2 separate regions of the Mus musculus genome follow, and region 1 is linked to region 2. Evidence: chromatin loops called from intact Hi-C (ENCODE). Cell type or tissue: left cerebral cortex. All regions are shown on one strand.

Region 1 (8,000 bases), 130 kb before region 2:
GTCAGATCTCATTACAGATGGTTGTGAGCCACCATATGGTTGCTGGGAATTGAACTCAGGACCTCTGGGAAGAACAGTCAATGCTCTTAACCACTGAGCAGTCTCTCCAGCCCCATTTTTGCTTTCCAAGACAGGGTTTCCCGGCTATCCTAAGATTTGCTCAGTAGGCTAGGCTAGGCTCAAACTCAGAGATCTGCTTGCCTCTGCCTTCCACGTGCTGAGATTAAAGGCATATACTACCACAGCCAGCGTACTTTTTTTTTAATTAAAAAATATATATATCACACAGTTTTACAACTGAAACAAGAGAAAAAATAGATGCCATTTTGGAAAATTAAAACTTTTGAAACCATAATTTTTAGTTAAAATGTTACAGAATATTTATTTTGACCACATCAGTTCTTTTCTGCCTCTCTGTTACAGTCAGGGCAATTTGGAAACCACAGGGCTATTAGGAACTACCAAGTGCTTATTTCATGCAATCCATTCTTGAAAGATAAGCCTTTATGTCTCAATATTATTACTCAACACTTAGAAGCATTTGCAACACTTAATTAAGTGCTTAAGAAATGTTTATATTAAGAAATCCTTGGCTATGTGGAAGAATTAAACAATCATGCCATCTGCCCAATGTTATATTTTAACATTTGTGAATATTAACTTTTTCTTCCACAGGACAAGGTGGAACCCTGGTGGACAGAGGGGACAACACTTACGGAGGAAAGTGGGTCATCAACCCTAGTGGAGGCCTCATCTCAAAGGGACACCCACTGGGCGCAACAGGTGACAATGCATTCTTGTCAGAATTATACTTTAGGCCCTAATCTGTTGTTTTTTGGTTTTGTTTTGTTTTGTTTTTGTGAACGTATATGTGCACATTCATGTTCCATGGCACACAAGTGAGAGAACTGGCTCTCTCTTTCTAATTTTATGCAAGCCTGGGGATAAAACTCGGGTCACCCAGCATGGTGGCACATGTCTTTATCTGCTGAGCCATCTTTCTGACCACTGTTTTCATTGTCTGAGACAACCCAGTCCCAGGTTGACCTATATGAATCACTATATGATTCAGGACGACCTTAAACTTAAAGCAGTCCCCCTACCTGCCCCTCCCAAGTGCTGGGATGATAGGTGTGAGCCACCATGAGTGGCTGAAGTCTGTGATTTCAGTGTGCTTGCATTCTTTGAACTCAGATGGTGACGGGTTTTTAATGCTTTTTAACTGCAGTCATTTGATTTCTCGTTAGCTGCAGTGCACTTAGCTAACAAGATGTTTCCTAACAGAGAGCTTACTAGAGTCACCAGGTAAGATGGTTCCAGATGAACACATTGTGTGTTGTTGGATGCCTCCTTAGCACTGCATGGAACTCATTTTCTCTCGAGAAAACTGGACTAGGAATTCTGAAATTAAAATTTTACTATGGCTTCACTGCCCACTGGAAATTAATCACTTTGACTGTTAAATCTTTAGCTAAAAAAATTGACATCTTCTGTATTGGAGTTTCTAAGGTAACTTAGTGGTAAAACTCTGTGGTTTATTTCTGTAAAGACAGATGGTATTGTATAGATGATTGTGTTTCTTCTTTATCTTATCGTGTCTTATTGATTAGTGGACTATTTTAAGTTCTTGCAGTTTTACAATAGAGAAGTTATAATTAACAATCTACTTATTAGTTAACTTTATTGTATTTCTACTTAAGATTCAAAATTTCAGCGGGGCTTGGTGATGCACATCTTTAATTCCAGCAGTCAGGAGACAGAGGCTGAAGGATCTCTGTGAGTCAGTTGAAGCCAGCCTAGTCTACAGAGTGAGTTCCACAACAGCCAGGGCTGTTTCCAAAAACCAACAATAAACGACACCAATGAAACACTCAAGATTTCATAAGCTTATAATGCAGTAGAAAATAGAAGAGCTAGATGTTGTGTTGGGGGAGGAGGAAGGAAGGCAGTGTGTCAGGGTACGGGTGCTGTTGCTTTACGGTAGGATACTGTGCTTGACTTGTTTAGGATATAGAAGGCCCTGGGTACCAAAGTCTTCCAGAAAAAAGATAAATGAGGGTTGGGCCAGGCGGACAGACTGAGCACACCAGCTAGCTGCAGTGTGTGCACTGCCTTGCTGCTGTGTTCTTCTTTTGTTTCTTCTTTGGTTCATTTATTATCATTTAAGAAATGATATAAAATAAATTTATATCATTTATTCATTTCTCTCTTCTATGGAACCATTTCTCTATGAAAGTCTGTCACAGATGCTCAGGGGTGTGATGGAAGCATCTTCCATTTGCCAGAGTCTGCCCTCCAGGGTTGTCACACCCTCATATTTAATTTAAGTCTTTTGCAAGATTTATTTTAATTTCACTTATGTATTTATTTTATTCATTTGTTTGTTTATTCAAGACAGGGCTTCTCTGTGTAGCCCTGGCTGTTCTGGAACTCACTCTGTAGATCAAGATGGCCTCAAACATAGATTTGCCTGCCTCTGCCTCCTGAGTGCTGGGGTTAAAAGCATGTCTCCCCCCAACCCCACCTTGGTTTATTTTTAATTATGTGTGAGTGTGTATATTTACCATCAAGATATAAAGGTCAGCTGGGCACTGGTAGTGCATGCTTTTAATCTGAGCACTTTGGGGAGGCAGGCAGATCTCTGTGAGTTCTAGGCCAGCCTGGTCTACAGAACTAGTTCCAGGACAGACAAGGCTACACAGAGGGGTAGAGGTGGGAGGGACTACATGTCTTTATTGAACCTTTAGAGATATCTTGCTGTGTAGAGATATCATTTCTGTGGCTCATAGGCACCACAGGTGATTAGGTCTGTTGATCCTGGCCCTCCTCCCACTTCCAGCTTGCATAGCATAGCACCTTCTGGTACTATGAAAGCTAGGCCCCAGGAGGCTTTTGGATTAGTTCCAGCTCGACTTCTCGAGTCCTGTGTTCAAGTGTGTGTGCTATCTTTCGCAATAGACACTTACCTTTGACTTCTGGGATGAAATCAAGCTTGATCTCCCTGGACCAAACAATTCATGCATGGCACAGGGCTTTTTATTAGATAGTCTGTGGCTCCTGGAACGGGCACTATTACCCCAAGTGGTATGGCATCACTTAAACAAAGTGTATATACATATGTATGTATGCAAATACACTTATATGTATTACATGTATTTTAAGTAAATATAAAATAAGAATTCCTTATGACTACTTCAAATATTTTTAGTGTTGTAGATCATTCCCTACGCCCACCTCATTTTCCCACTTCATATCACAAGCATCTTGAGTTCAATTTGATCTCATTGCTTTTTCAAAATGTCCCATCTCAAAATTTTCTTTCACTTTTTATTTTATTTTATTTATTTATTTATTTGAGACAGAATCTTGCTGTGGCATTGGCTGTCCTGGAACTCAAACTGTAGACCAGGCTGGCCTTGAACTCTCAAGAGATCCGCCTGCCTGTCTTCTGAGTGCAGGGTTTAAAAGTGTGCACCACTAGACACTGTGTTTTCCATTTCAACACACCCGGAAAAAAATGGGTTGAAAATGCAAGTGTTGATTTCCTGAACTCGAGTCTTTCTTAAATGCTAATTCTCTTAGCGTGGGAACTAGCTGTGAATCTTGGGCTTTAAGCTCTGCAGGCGTGCGTGGCTTTGGCGGGAAGTCCCAACTAGCGGCTCGCTGGCGCGGGTGGGCGGAGTCTGCGCTCTAACGCGGCCCGGGACGCTCTGTGCTCGACTCGCCAGGTCTGGCTCAGTGCGCGGAGCTCTGCTGGCAGCTGAGAGGCGAAGCCGGAAAGAGGCAGGTTCCCGGGGCAAAGGTGGCTCTGCAGCACAATCTAGGCCTCGGAGGAGCTGTGGTTGTCACCCTCTACAGGATGGGTTTTCCCGAAGCTGCCAGGTAAGTGACATTCTAAGTTCTGTCACTTTTGTCCTCATGCTTTACAATAAGTGACGCTTGCATATTAAAAAAAACAAACAACAACAACAACAACAAAAACCAAACCCCAACCACATATTAAGCATTTAAGGGAAAGTATGACATAACTTCGTTAACGTGGTTTTAAAAGTTAAGACTTAGTTTTTAAGCCGAGACAACCTTAGGAAAATTTGTTCAGAAAGAGGCAGCGAAGCCAGGAGTGCTGGCCCACAAGCCTGCGGAATGTAGACTAGTCACCTTTTGCTTGCCTTTCTCACAGTTGGCTTTCTCCTTGGCTTCTGGCTGCTGTCAGAGAAAGCCACCAACTACATGTGCCATTGGAACCTGGAAAATGTGTTTCTGAATCAAGCCCTCGTTGCTGTTGGAATTCCAGGGGCTTGCTTGCTTCCTGTCTTTGCAGTCTCTGCCTCTGTCGTTACCTCTTGTCCCAGCCTTCTGGGATTCCTGTTTTCCTTGCAGCCTCTCCGGGTTCTCTTCCTCCTTTTCCAAGGCCCAGCGTTCCTCTGTGTGCGTGGTTTCCAACCACCTGTACTAGCTACTATGTATACCCTCTTGAATCTTCCTAGCATTCCCTCCACTGGCTCCTTGCCCCTGTTATCTTACACCAGAGAATCTTTCTTAGTCCACAAAATCTTTTTTTCCTCTTGCTTTAATTATTCTCTTTCATGATGAGCCTTTCGCAGTGAACCACCTCAGGGTCTGTTTGGAGGTCTGGTGTGTTCTGAGTTGATTATCCTTGGCTAGCTATGTCTTTCCTCCTTTAACCACCCTGTAACTTTTTAACACGAATGTGCTCCTTTTCTCTTGAAATTCCTGGTGATTACTTAATCGTTTTCTTATACAGTTTGTCCTACAAAGGATAGGGGCCACTATCTACTATATAGTCTTTAACTTTTACAAACTTCGGGATGGTTTTTCCTCTCTCTGGTCTCACTCTTCTTTTTCTGCCCAGAATTTTGTTTTTGTTTCAAACATTAAGATAACATCTTAAACTTAAGAGTTTCTTCTTTCAAATACCCATGCTCTTTTGCAGTCCTTAGAGGGCTCATCTTGTTTCTTCCTCAATCTGATTCATCAGTTCTATGCTGATGACCCTGGAACACCATGCAGTTCACACTTGAGATGAAACCCCTTAGGGGAAAAATAATCAAGCTATGAAAAGCCAACACAGTCAGTATAATTGTCATAGATATTTCGTTTTCTTTAGAGTAAAATTAGGAAGTTTGTCCACAGCCTTTTTTTTTTTTTTTAAGCAGTCTCACACCTTAGACCAGACCAGGCTAGCTTTGTATTAGAGGCAGTGAGTTTCTTGCTTCACCATTTTAGTATGTGCCTGCAAGTTCTCACATGTAAAAGGTGCAATGTATAATTTCCACCATAGGTGAGGTCCACAATGATTCTATGACCCGCTTCCCTAGTCCTTTGGTTCTTTTTCTCTCTGCTGAGACAGGGTCTCACTATGTAACACTGTCCTGGAACTCTGTGTGAACCAGGCTGGCCTCAAACTCATGAATCCACCTGCGTCTGCCTCCCAAGTCCTGGGATTAAAAGCATTCGCCCAGCCAGCTCTTTATTTCTTTGTGTAGGTTTCCAGCAGCCCTTACTCTGCCCATCTTGCAACCCCTGCTCTGTTTGCTGCCTCTGTAGTTTGCCAGTGAGATCATAAAAAGGCAAATTATAGAGGCACTCTTAATTTTAGCTCCCATTGATGATATTCTGCTCTAAGGAAGAAATTTCCCTCCTTTTCCTGTCTTTAAGTGTATTCATATACACTGCATGAAGTCACAAGGCCTTATTTTATCCTTGAGATCACAGTCCTTTAGTATCAATTATTTTGTTGCAGTGACTGCCCCTGGTTTGGCCAGTGGGGACCCTCTCAAGGTGACCCTGTGTCCCCGAGTCTGTGTAGGCCTTCCTTTCTCTCTTTTCTGGCTCGAGAAGTTACTCCAATCTCTTCTTCCACTTTGTTTTTACAGTTTTTAGTATTTATGTGCTTTTGGGCTTGGCTATGCAGTAAGTGAAGGCACCAGCCCCCCCCCCCCCCCAAGCTGGGATTACATAGGTGGTTCTAAGCTGCCTGATGTGGGAACCACATCTGGGTCCATGTCCGCAGCCCCTCTTGTCCTTTCTATGGCCCATGCCTAGCCCCGTCATTTCTCCAAGGAGTCTTGGTTTCCTTTAGTGGAAAGTGATGCTGAGACACCCACCATACATGGCTGCTGGCTAGCTCATCCTTGCCACTGCCAGGCCTTCTCAGGAGACACATATGTGAATTATATTAGTTTAGCTTGTTTTTAAGTAGAAACTTAGGGGTAATATTAGGTGGCTTATGTGTTGTTAATACTCACCACTGGTTTTTAGCAGTTAGAGCAGGAATTTAGAAAACTAGTTAAGCACCATTTGTAGATGGTGTCACTTTTGTTTTGTGGGGTTTTATTTATTTATTTATTTATTTATTGGTGGTTGTTTTCCAGGCAAAGAGGGAGAGGTGACCAGAAAGAGCAGCCTTCTAAGTTTTTGATCACACTACCTGTTAACCTTTTCATCACTTAGGAAATATTGAAAGCATTCACTTTAGAGTTCAGAAAACTACTGGAGTGCACCCACCCTACCCTGCAGCCGCTGGACGAACTGTGAATTTCTTCCCCAGTGGATTTGCCCTTCTTCTTTGCTGTGCCTCTAGTTCAGGCCTCTGGTTAAGTGGTTGAAATGGTCTTATTGAATTCTGGTATCACTCAGGAGTTTGGGAAAAGTGACCTTGACTTTTTAGTATAACCTGGGAAATACCCCTTGACACAGTCCACAGCTTGGTTAAGGGGCATCTATTGCATTCCCATCATATCCCAGAGAGGTTTCTTGTAACACCCAGGCTTCCAGTTGTCCGTCCTGTCATATGGGCTCATCTGCCAGCTCTGAGGTCAAAGGGACTTGCTGATTGTCTGGGAACTTTGCTCCCCAGTGTTTGCATGCATTTCATAACCCTCTCTAATCAGAACAGGTGATAATTTTAAAACATTTTCACTCTCCTCCGCCCCTCAACCCCCAACACATAGCCTAAGTGCTTTCACTTCCAGTCTGTCCCACTGGTAGTTTGACAACTGCACACAAACTCCCTGTCTCTGGATTTGCCTACTCTGCATATTTCATATAAAGGAAGTCAAATGGCATTATTCTTTCATGACTGGCTTCTTTGGTTGAACGTGTTATTTTCAAAGGCTGAATACTACCCCATTTGCATGAAAGCTCCCCTCTCCATACCCTCGACCTCACTGTCTTTTATGAGCAGTCCTCCTGGGTGTGATACCTCACAATTTGGTTCACATCTCCTCAGTAGCTAATCATTTTCTGAACACCATTTCCTCTTATTCCCGCTTATTCGCAATCTGTGTGTCATCCTTGGAGAACTGTCCCTCTGTCAGTGCCTTTAGTAACGGAAAAACTGGGTTATTGAGTTGTAAAAGTTCTTTAACAACCAGATCCCCTCCCTCCATTTTCTTTGTTTCGGTGGGGTTTTGCAGTGTAGTCCAGGAAGGCCTTATCCACCTGCTTCTGACTCCCGAGTGGTTTTACAGGCATGAGCCACCATGCCTAGTCCAACCACCACTTTCTGAAGGCTTGGTATGTGCCTTGAACACACTAGGTGCTTTGGCTTGCTGGGTATTAAACCCAGGGGGTTGTGTGCTAGGAAGGTGCCCCAGCACCGAGCAGCGCTTCCCCATCTAAAACCCCGCATACCGTGAAGTACCAACTCTGAAGATATGTGGGTGATCAGCTAACCAAGCTAGGTGTTAGCTGGTTCCTGTTTCATGACTTCTCTGCACTCCCAGTCTGTGACACCACCGATACAGAGCTGAGGGCCTTACAGTGAAACTTCCCTCTTACCTAGTGGGAATCCAAACACAGACGAGAATGTTCTTTAGTCTGTAAGCCCTTTCCAGCATTAATGGTGGTAGATTTAGTCCAGTAAACTTGTGTTTACCAAATTCAAGTAAAAACCAATTACAATTTAATTTCTACTAGAATTTTGTATCTAGAGTTGTAAGAATTTAGGCATTGTTGTATGCAGGTGCCTGTATTAT
Region 2 (8,000 bases):
TCCCAGCCCCCTGTGCCCTTTCCAGAGCCATCTCCATGTCCGTTGTTTGGTGTGGCCTCTCCTCTCAATCCATCTGATGAAACCAGTGGTCCCCTAAGACTCATCACACGTGTAAGCCCAGTATCCAGGAAGCAGAATGACTTAGTCAGGGTTTCTGTTGCTGTGGTGAAACGCCATGAGCAAAAGCCATGGGGAGGAAAGGGTTTCTTTCAGCTTTAAATTCTCAGGTCACACTCCATCACTGAGGGAAGTCAGGGCAGGCCCTCAAGCAGGGCAGGAACGTGGGGTAAAGACTGAAGCAGAGACCACAGAGGGGTGCTGTTTACTGGCTTGCTCCTTATGGCTTGCTCAGCCTGCTTTTCTATGTAGCCCAGGATCGCTTGCCCATGGTGAATGGGCTGCCCCCACCCTGTATCAATCATTAACCATATCAATGAGGAATCAAGAAAACGTCCCACAGGCCTGCCTATAGGTCAATATGGTGAGGACATTTTCTTAATAGAGATTCTCTCTTCTGAAATGACTATAGGCTGTATCATGTTAATGTAAGAAAGCAGCCAGCCTATGGCAAGGGGACCAGTTGTTCAAGGCCATCCTCGGCAGCATAGCAAGTTCAAGGCCAGTCTGGAATGCTGGAGATCCTGTCTCAACTCCCACCCCCTCGTAAAACAACACCAACATAACCACATTCATGCAACCTTCATGCACATCTTAGAGAAAGAACCATTTATCATCATGGTGCACCCACAATGCCTTTCACTCCCCAGCACACGTGGATCACACTGGATATCTGCTCTCCACAGCAGGACTGCATCCCCCTCAGGGAGGGGGCCATGTCTTGCCTTCACTCTCCTGTAGGCCACTGTCCTGGGATGGTTACATGATTGGAAGCAGAGACTTAATTTCCTCTGGCTTGCTCCTTGTGGCTTGCTGTAAGGGTTGGTGCCTAGGTGGGTAAAGAGCTTGTTGAACAAATTGGAGGATCTGAGTTCAGATCCCTAGAACCCACATAAAATCCCAACATAGTAGCACACATCACTCACCAGGCATGCCCTACGGGGAGGTTGGAGAAGAGGTGGGAGGTGGACACAGGAGAATCTCAAAACCTGGAAGATCAACTACTGTGGCATATGTGGCTGTAAGCAAGTGACCATTTCTCAAAGTGGACGGCAAGGCTCAACACCCAAGGTTGTTCTCTGGTCTACACAGTTGCACTCCCACACATGAACACTCACACACACACACACACACACAAGCACACAAGAGTAAATTAAATATGTAGGAAATACTGCAGTAGAGCTATGGAGGGGCTCGGGGAGCGGTGCAGCGCTGGGTGCCAGCAAACTTTCAGTTGGCGTGAACTAGTACAGAGGATTTTAACTGCTCCAGAAATAGAGCATACCAGTGCAGTCTGTATTCCTAGTGATTGAAATGGGTGCAGTAAAGAAGCCAAAATAGGGCTGCCTTGTCTGGCCTCAGGAGGAGAGGATGCACCTAGCCCTGCAGAGACTGATGTGCCAAGGTTGGGAGATACCCAGGTGGGCCTCCACCCTCTCAAAGGAGAAGAGGAGGGAGTGGGGGAGGGACTGTGTGAGAGGGATTAAGAAGAGGGGAGGCAGTGGTCATAGGGATGTAAAGCAAATAAACAAATATATTAATGGGGAAAAAAGAAAACTCATGCTTTCGGTAATACTGCTTAATAAAATTCTACAGACTGCTTAAAAAGAAAAGTAAAAAGTAAAAACAGACACACTCTGTGGGTAAAAAGGGAAAAGTTTAGTCCAAATTGCCAAGGGTGTCTCTAGGGAAAACAGAGAGACCAACTGAGGGTGGCGGTGGGGGTGGAGAGTAGGGGACTGGGGATACAGGGTGTCATATTTCCAGGGTTTAAAGGAGAACGGCTACCTGGGTGGAGGGGAACATGTAAACTGGGGTGGAGAACAGGTGTGTAACAAGTATCTGTTGAGTAGAGATTGAAGGAGCCTAGAAGCAACCACAGGTCTAGGATATGAGAATGGGCACCTCAGGCATATGTTAATGGAAGAAAAGGAGAACCCTTCCTTTAAACAGGTAGAAGCTATTTTCCGAAGTCCCTGATAGGGTGCAGGCTTTTTTCTAAAGGCTAGACTTTGGGAAAAGGGATATCTTGGGACCAGACACCTAGCACTCAGGAGACTGAGACAGGAGGATTACAAATTCAAGGCCAGTCAGAGTTACATGGTCAGACCTTGTATAAAAATCAAAAGAGAAAGGGGAGGAAGAGAGTGAGAGGAAGAGGAAGTAGAGAGGACCAGGAAATGAGGAGGAAGGGGAGACAGAAGAGGAGGCGGGGGCTCTCCTCTTGTGTGAAAGCATCAAGGCCTAAGGACACACAGCAGATACCTCAGAGAGGGATTTGAGGTTAACAGTGCCCCACTCCTCCTCTGCCCAGCTCTGAGGGAGAGAAGAGAAGGGCAGGCTTGGAGAGGGAGAGCTCTCTGCCACTATTCCAAGTGGCTCCAAGGTCCTCTTTCACATCCCCTCTTGCCTTCTCCATCCTGTCCCTCCATCCCAGAAGCTGACCTATGAAGACACACTAGGGCTGGTCTTCAGCTTCAGGTGGGGTGCACGCAGATCATGAGGGTAGGATTAGAACGAAGAAGACAGGAAAGTGGGGTTGCCATATATCCCACTGCTGTCTTCTTCTGGGGCCACCTAAGGCTGGGTATATTCTGAGCAAGGTCACATGGCCTCTCCATGCAAGTAACCACTGCAGAGGTGGCAGGCCTTGGTGATGATGATGCCCATGTTACTAGGCAACTTAGGGACTCCCTAGTTATGAGTCCTTCACATCTTTGTAAGCCTGACCTTTACTCAAATGTCCTCAAATAGCCAATTTGAACACACCACCTGTTCCCTGCCCACTCCACCCTCCACCAAGAAGATGCACATTACTGTCCTCCTTAAACCTGGTGGGTGAGATGTAGGGAGGGGAGGTACAGGAAGGGGAACCCAGAGAACTGATCCCACTTCCTCTCTACAAGTGTGACTGACTACAGGGCTGATAGAAGAACACATTAGGTGGAAGACTTGCTCGGGCAGAATGGGGCCAATGGTCCCCTGAATTTCCCTGAAGTAACTGTGTGTGTGTGTTCATACATGTATGTGGAGAGACAGACAGACACAGCATGTCTCCCACAGATGGACTGTTTAAATCAGGACACAGCTGAATAAATCTTTACATTCTTTGATGGTTAATTTTTTATATCAATTTGGCTGGACCACAGTGCTTAGATAATTGATTAAATATTATTCTGGATGCTTCTGCCAAGGTGTTTGCAGTCAGATTGACATTTAAATATATGATCTTTGGGAAAAGGAATTTGCCCTCCATCAATCAGCTTGTCTGCCTCCCTGGGAGATTTGGGGAACTTTACTACCACATATGTGCAAGCCAATTCCATGTGAACATCAGCCTCTCTCCACACACACTCTGCAGGTTCTGTTTCTCTGGGAAATCGTGACTTATACAGATGCCTTCCCCATCAATGAGTCAATATGGGATCAATCGATGGCAGCCTACCTGAGGCTTCATTTGCCTGGGTGATTGTCACCTCTTGAGAGCCATGCAAGTCATTGGAAAGCAGAGAACCTGCTCAGTATTCAGTAGACTGTCACCCTCTACTGTCACTTCTACTGTCACCCACTACTGCCTCCACTAGTCCCACCCTACCTATTTGCCTATTGACTGACCCTTTTCCCTGATTTTTTCTTCATTTGCCCCCACCTCTGTCTGAAACATATAAAGCCTACAATGGGCAACTTAGGCTGACTTTTAGTTTCCATCTTCCCACTCAGATTTTGTTCCACTTCTGGGCATGCAGAACACTTCTTACCATTCACACTGTTCAAACTGCATGCTCTCCGGGCATTGTGCCCTGTGTTAGGACCAACCACACGGTCCCAGGCTTCAGGATACCCAGAGCCTAGAAAAACCCAGGTTGGAAAGAGATGAATGTGTTTATGATTGGCAGTGCCCCAAGACCACACTGGCTTGGGAGAGGAATGCTCCCTCCCCTACACCTCCAGGAAAGCCCAAATGTTCTTCCTGAATTTCAACCAGGAATTGGCAAAAGACCAAGATCACTGATTCTTTGGGTCAAGCAATCAACACATGGGCCAACACAAGAAGACACCGGGGAACTCCATCTTGGGGTTGGCAAGCTCAGAGTAAGGATACTAAAGAAAAGATGGCTCACAGTTAAAAAGCATGCCCTCTGTCCCAAGCCTCTGTAGGGAATACCCAGTTAGCCCTTGGAATTGTGTAGCTGCAACCCCATTTTACAGAAAAGGAAATGAGAAGCAGGGAACTCATGACTTGACAATGAACCACTGCTTAGTAGTGATGGGGTCAGGATTTAAAGCCACAAAGTCTCACTCCATGGCCTTTGAGCTTCCCTGCTGGACAAGCAGCTAACCCAGGGTCTCTATAAGGAGTTCTGAGCAAGCAGCCAAGAACAATCTCTTGCAAACAGGACAGGGTATTTCCAGTGGATGTGCTTTCCGGAGAGCATCCTTCTGTAAGCTCTTAGCATGTTCTCTGCTTTCTGCATTGGGAAGCTTGAGGCGTCCAACCTCCCCACAGTTGTGACTAATGATGGCACAGCTGCATTTGTGAGCACACACAGTAGTCCCAAGGCTTCTGGAGTGTCTGGATGACATCAGTATAAGATACTTAAAGAGAATTTAAATGCACAAGAACTAAATAAACTCCCACCATTACTCACCGAGATGCTGGCGTGTATAAACAACAGCTTGAGGAGATGCAGCTGGCAGCCCAGGCCCAGGGATTTCTGTTTACCAGCTAAAGTGGTGCCCCCGCGTGGCCAGACTGCAAATACTATTTGCAATGGACTTGGATAGCCCCTTTGAAATTGCATTGTAATTAACGTTTATTTAAATTGAGAAGAGTTATATATTTTAAAGTTACAGACACATGATCAAAATGTATTAGTATTTTATACAGCAGGATTTTATATTCCAACAACTTAAACTTGAGTCAGTTGCCCATGCCTGTGAGGGCTGTGGTTTGGGTGGGTACCATGCATTTGAACTTGATGGGACTTTAGGAAGGAGGAGCTAGGAGGCTCCTGAGAATAAGGGCCATGCAATCCGGGTTTGGGAGGGGTTTTCTAAAAGAACTGACAGAAGTGGACAGCAGAGGCTGTTGTGGTGACACATGCTTGCAATTCCAGCACTCAGGAGCTGGAGGTTCAAGGCCATCCTCCATTACATAGCACACTTGAGGCCAGCATGGGCTACGAGAGAGAGAGAGAGAGAGAGAGAGAGAGAGAGAGAGAGAGAGAGAGAGAGAGAGAGAGAGAGAGAGAGAGAACTACAGCTTGGGAGGAGGCACAGGGCCAGGTCATGGAGGGCCGGCTATTCCTCTCAGGGAGTGGATTGTGCTAGAAGGCAAATCCCTGACTTTAGGATGATTAGGAATCACAGAGCCAGACCCAAGGAGAGAAAACACAAGGAACAGGGACACTGGTCAGCAGACAATTGCCAAGCGGCTCATTTGTTCTTCAGAGATTGACTGAGCCGCTGACTTCATTCCAGACACGGCTCTCTGGGCATTCCAGCCACAGACAATATAGGAAAAGACTCTGGGAGGTTCTGTTTGAGATGATGCTGAGGGCCACGGGAAACAACAAAGCAGGAGCAGAAGACAGAGAATGTGGACGTGAATAGTTCTGGACTTCCTATAAGGTGTTGGGGAAGGCCCTGGCAAGAGGCTGAGTAAAGGACCAATGGGAGCAAGGGGGTCCAGGATCCCAAGTCCCGGCAGAAAGACCAGCAAGGGCAGAGCCCAGCAGCACGGAGGCCAGGAGACTAGAGTGACTGGAGCAGAATCAAGTCCCGTGAGGTGAGTGTGTGTGTGTGTGTGTGTGTGTGTGTGTGTAAGAGAGAAAGACACACACATACAGAAAGTGGGGAGGGAGAGGGAGAAGGAAAAGTAGAGAGAACAGATACTTAACATTTAACATTCAGACTTTGTGGTCTCTTAGAACTGGCTATGCAACTTGGCCACAGTAGTATGAAGCAGCTGCAGATTATGTGAAAGGATGGAGCGGGGCAGGGGGAGGGAGGTGCCTTAGAGATGGGGGGTGGGGGTGGGGGGGAGGGGAGGTGCTGCAGAGATGGCTCAGTGGTTCTGAGAGCTTGCTGCTCTTCTAGAGGATCTGGATCCCATTTCCAGTACCCATGTCGGATCGATTATAACCATCAGTAACTCCAGTTCCAGAGGATCTCATGCCTTATTCTGGCCTCCATGAGCACACATGAGTACACACACACACACATACACACTCATACCCACACTCACACTTATGTATATACACGCATCATGAAAATTAAATACTGGGCTGGGCATGGTGGTGCACGCCTTTAATCCCAGCACTTGGGAGGCAGAGGCAGGCGGATTTCTGAGTTCGAGGCCAGCCTGGTCTACAGAGTAAGTTCCAGGGCAGCCAGAGCTACACAGAGAAACCCTGTCTCAGAAAAACCAAAAAAAAAAAAAAAAAAAAAAAAAAGAAAGAAATACTTCTTTTCTTCTTTTTAAAGAGTGGGTAGGACTGCATCCCAATAAAACTCCCTAGACAAACATGGCAACAGAATGGCCTGACAGTCATGGTTAATCCCCAGTGTTGACACTGTGGCCATTATAAGGCTTTAGTTTCACTGTGAGTGAGCTGGGCGAGCCACTGAGGGGCTTTAAGTAAAGAATGGGCCTGCTCTGACATTTCATTCATGACTTTGGGTGCTATGTGTGACCAGATGGTCAGAGAGCCAAAAGGAGAAGTTGGAGTCTCACTTCACTTCCTCCCATCTGAAGGACGTGGGAAAGTCATTCAGCCTCTCGGGGCTTCTTCAGGCTCCTCCCTTGTAAAGTGGAGAAATAATAATACCATGTCACAGGGCTGAGGTGAAGAGGCAATGAATTAATGTATGTAAAGCACATGGAAAGTGCCAGGCACACAGTATGATCCCACAGAGGCCATGATGGTTGGAACTAGTCAAAGAGACAGACGGTGACTGGAGGGGCTGGAGAGATGGCCCAGCACTGGCTGCTCCTGCAGAGGACCTGAGCTTGATTCTCAGCACCCATGTGGCAGCTCACACGTGCCTGTAACTCCAGTCCCAGGCGATCCAGTGCCCTCTTCTAGCCTCTGTGAGCACTGCATGAACATAGACATATGTAGGCAAACCTCGAACATGTGTAAAAATAAAGTTGAGAAGTTTTTTTTTTTTTTAAGAGACTTGTTTCTAGAGATGTTCCCATGGAAATGCAAACAGAACTTCCTAAAATCTTTGAGTGAGACAGAATTCAAGATTCGAACTTTATCACTTTTCTTCCTGAGTCACTGGGAATATGGAGTCACTTTTTGGTTTGGTTTGGTTTTAAGCTGTGGGGAAATCAAGGCTGTAGGTATGTCCATCTGGCTCACACACTGGGGGCTCAAGGAAGTGAAACGGAACCATTAGAGATGATTGGAGTGGCCTGGCCAGGGAGAGAGAATAAGAGGTGACCTGAGGGGCTAGAGAGAGATGTCAGGGAGAGAGAGATGGTGGGGAGAGGGAAGGTGGGGAGAGGGAAGGTGGGGAGAGATGACAGGGAGAGAGGGATGTCAGGGAGAGAGAGATGGTGGGGAGAGGGAAGGTGGGGAAAGGGAAGGTGGGGAGAGATGCCAGGGAGAGAGAGGTGCCAGGGAGAGAGGGATGTCAGGGAGAGAGAGATGTTGGGGAGAGGGATGGTGGGGAAGGGGATGGTGTGAAAGAGGCTGAAAACCAGACGGTATATCATATTTAAAAAAAAAATTGGGCTGTGAGATGGCTCAGTGGGTAAGAGCACCCGACTGCTCTTCCAAAGGTCCAGAGTTCAAATCCCAGCAACCACATGGTGGCTCACAACCATCCATAACGAGATCTGATTCCCTCTTCTGGAGTGTTCTGAAGGCAGC

What was found. A loop is a pair of places that touch in the nucleus more often than their neighbours do. Peaks named below come from ENCODE experiments on the same cell type or tissue, not always from the same donor. Only the 100,000 strongest peaks of a DNase experiment are listed, where the experiment ranks them.
Region 1: it touches region 2 in a loop (2.5-fold over the local background); 8 of 42 quality-filtered maps call a loop at or near these places.

What each region holds. Positions count from the first base shown.
Region 1 is chr4:108,067,139-108,075,138 of GRCm38, reverse strand. It overlaps Scp2 (sterol carrier protein 2, liver), which reads left to right. Exons shown (of 16, transcript NM_011327.4): 11 at 676-783; 12 at 3,729-3,882. Among named protein-coding and RNA genes, the nearest start is that of Mir6397, 16 kb to the left of the region's middle. In left cerebral cortex, a CTCF peak has its summit at 3,746; DNase peaks (open chromatin) are centred at 2,881 and 3,676; H3K4me3 peaks cover 1,584 bases; H3K27ac peaks cover 543 bases.
Region 2 is chr4:107,934,290-107,942,289 of GRCm38, reverse strand. It overlaps Gm40221 (a long non-coding RNA gene), which reads right to left and starts at 4,819. Exons shown (of 3, transcript XR_867994.1): 1 at 4,767-4,819. In left cerebral cortex, a CTCF peak has its summit at 4,866 (motif pointing left); DNase peaks (open chromatin) are centred at 1,213, 2,848, 3,908 and 4,771; H3K27ac peaks cover 820 bases.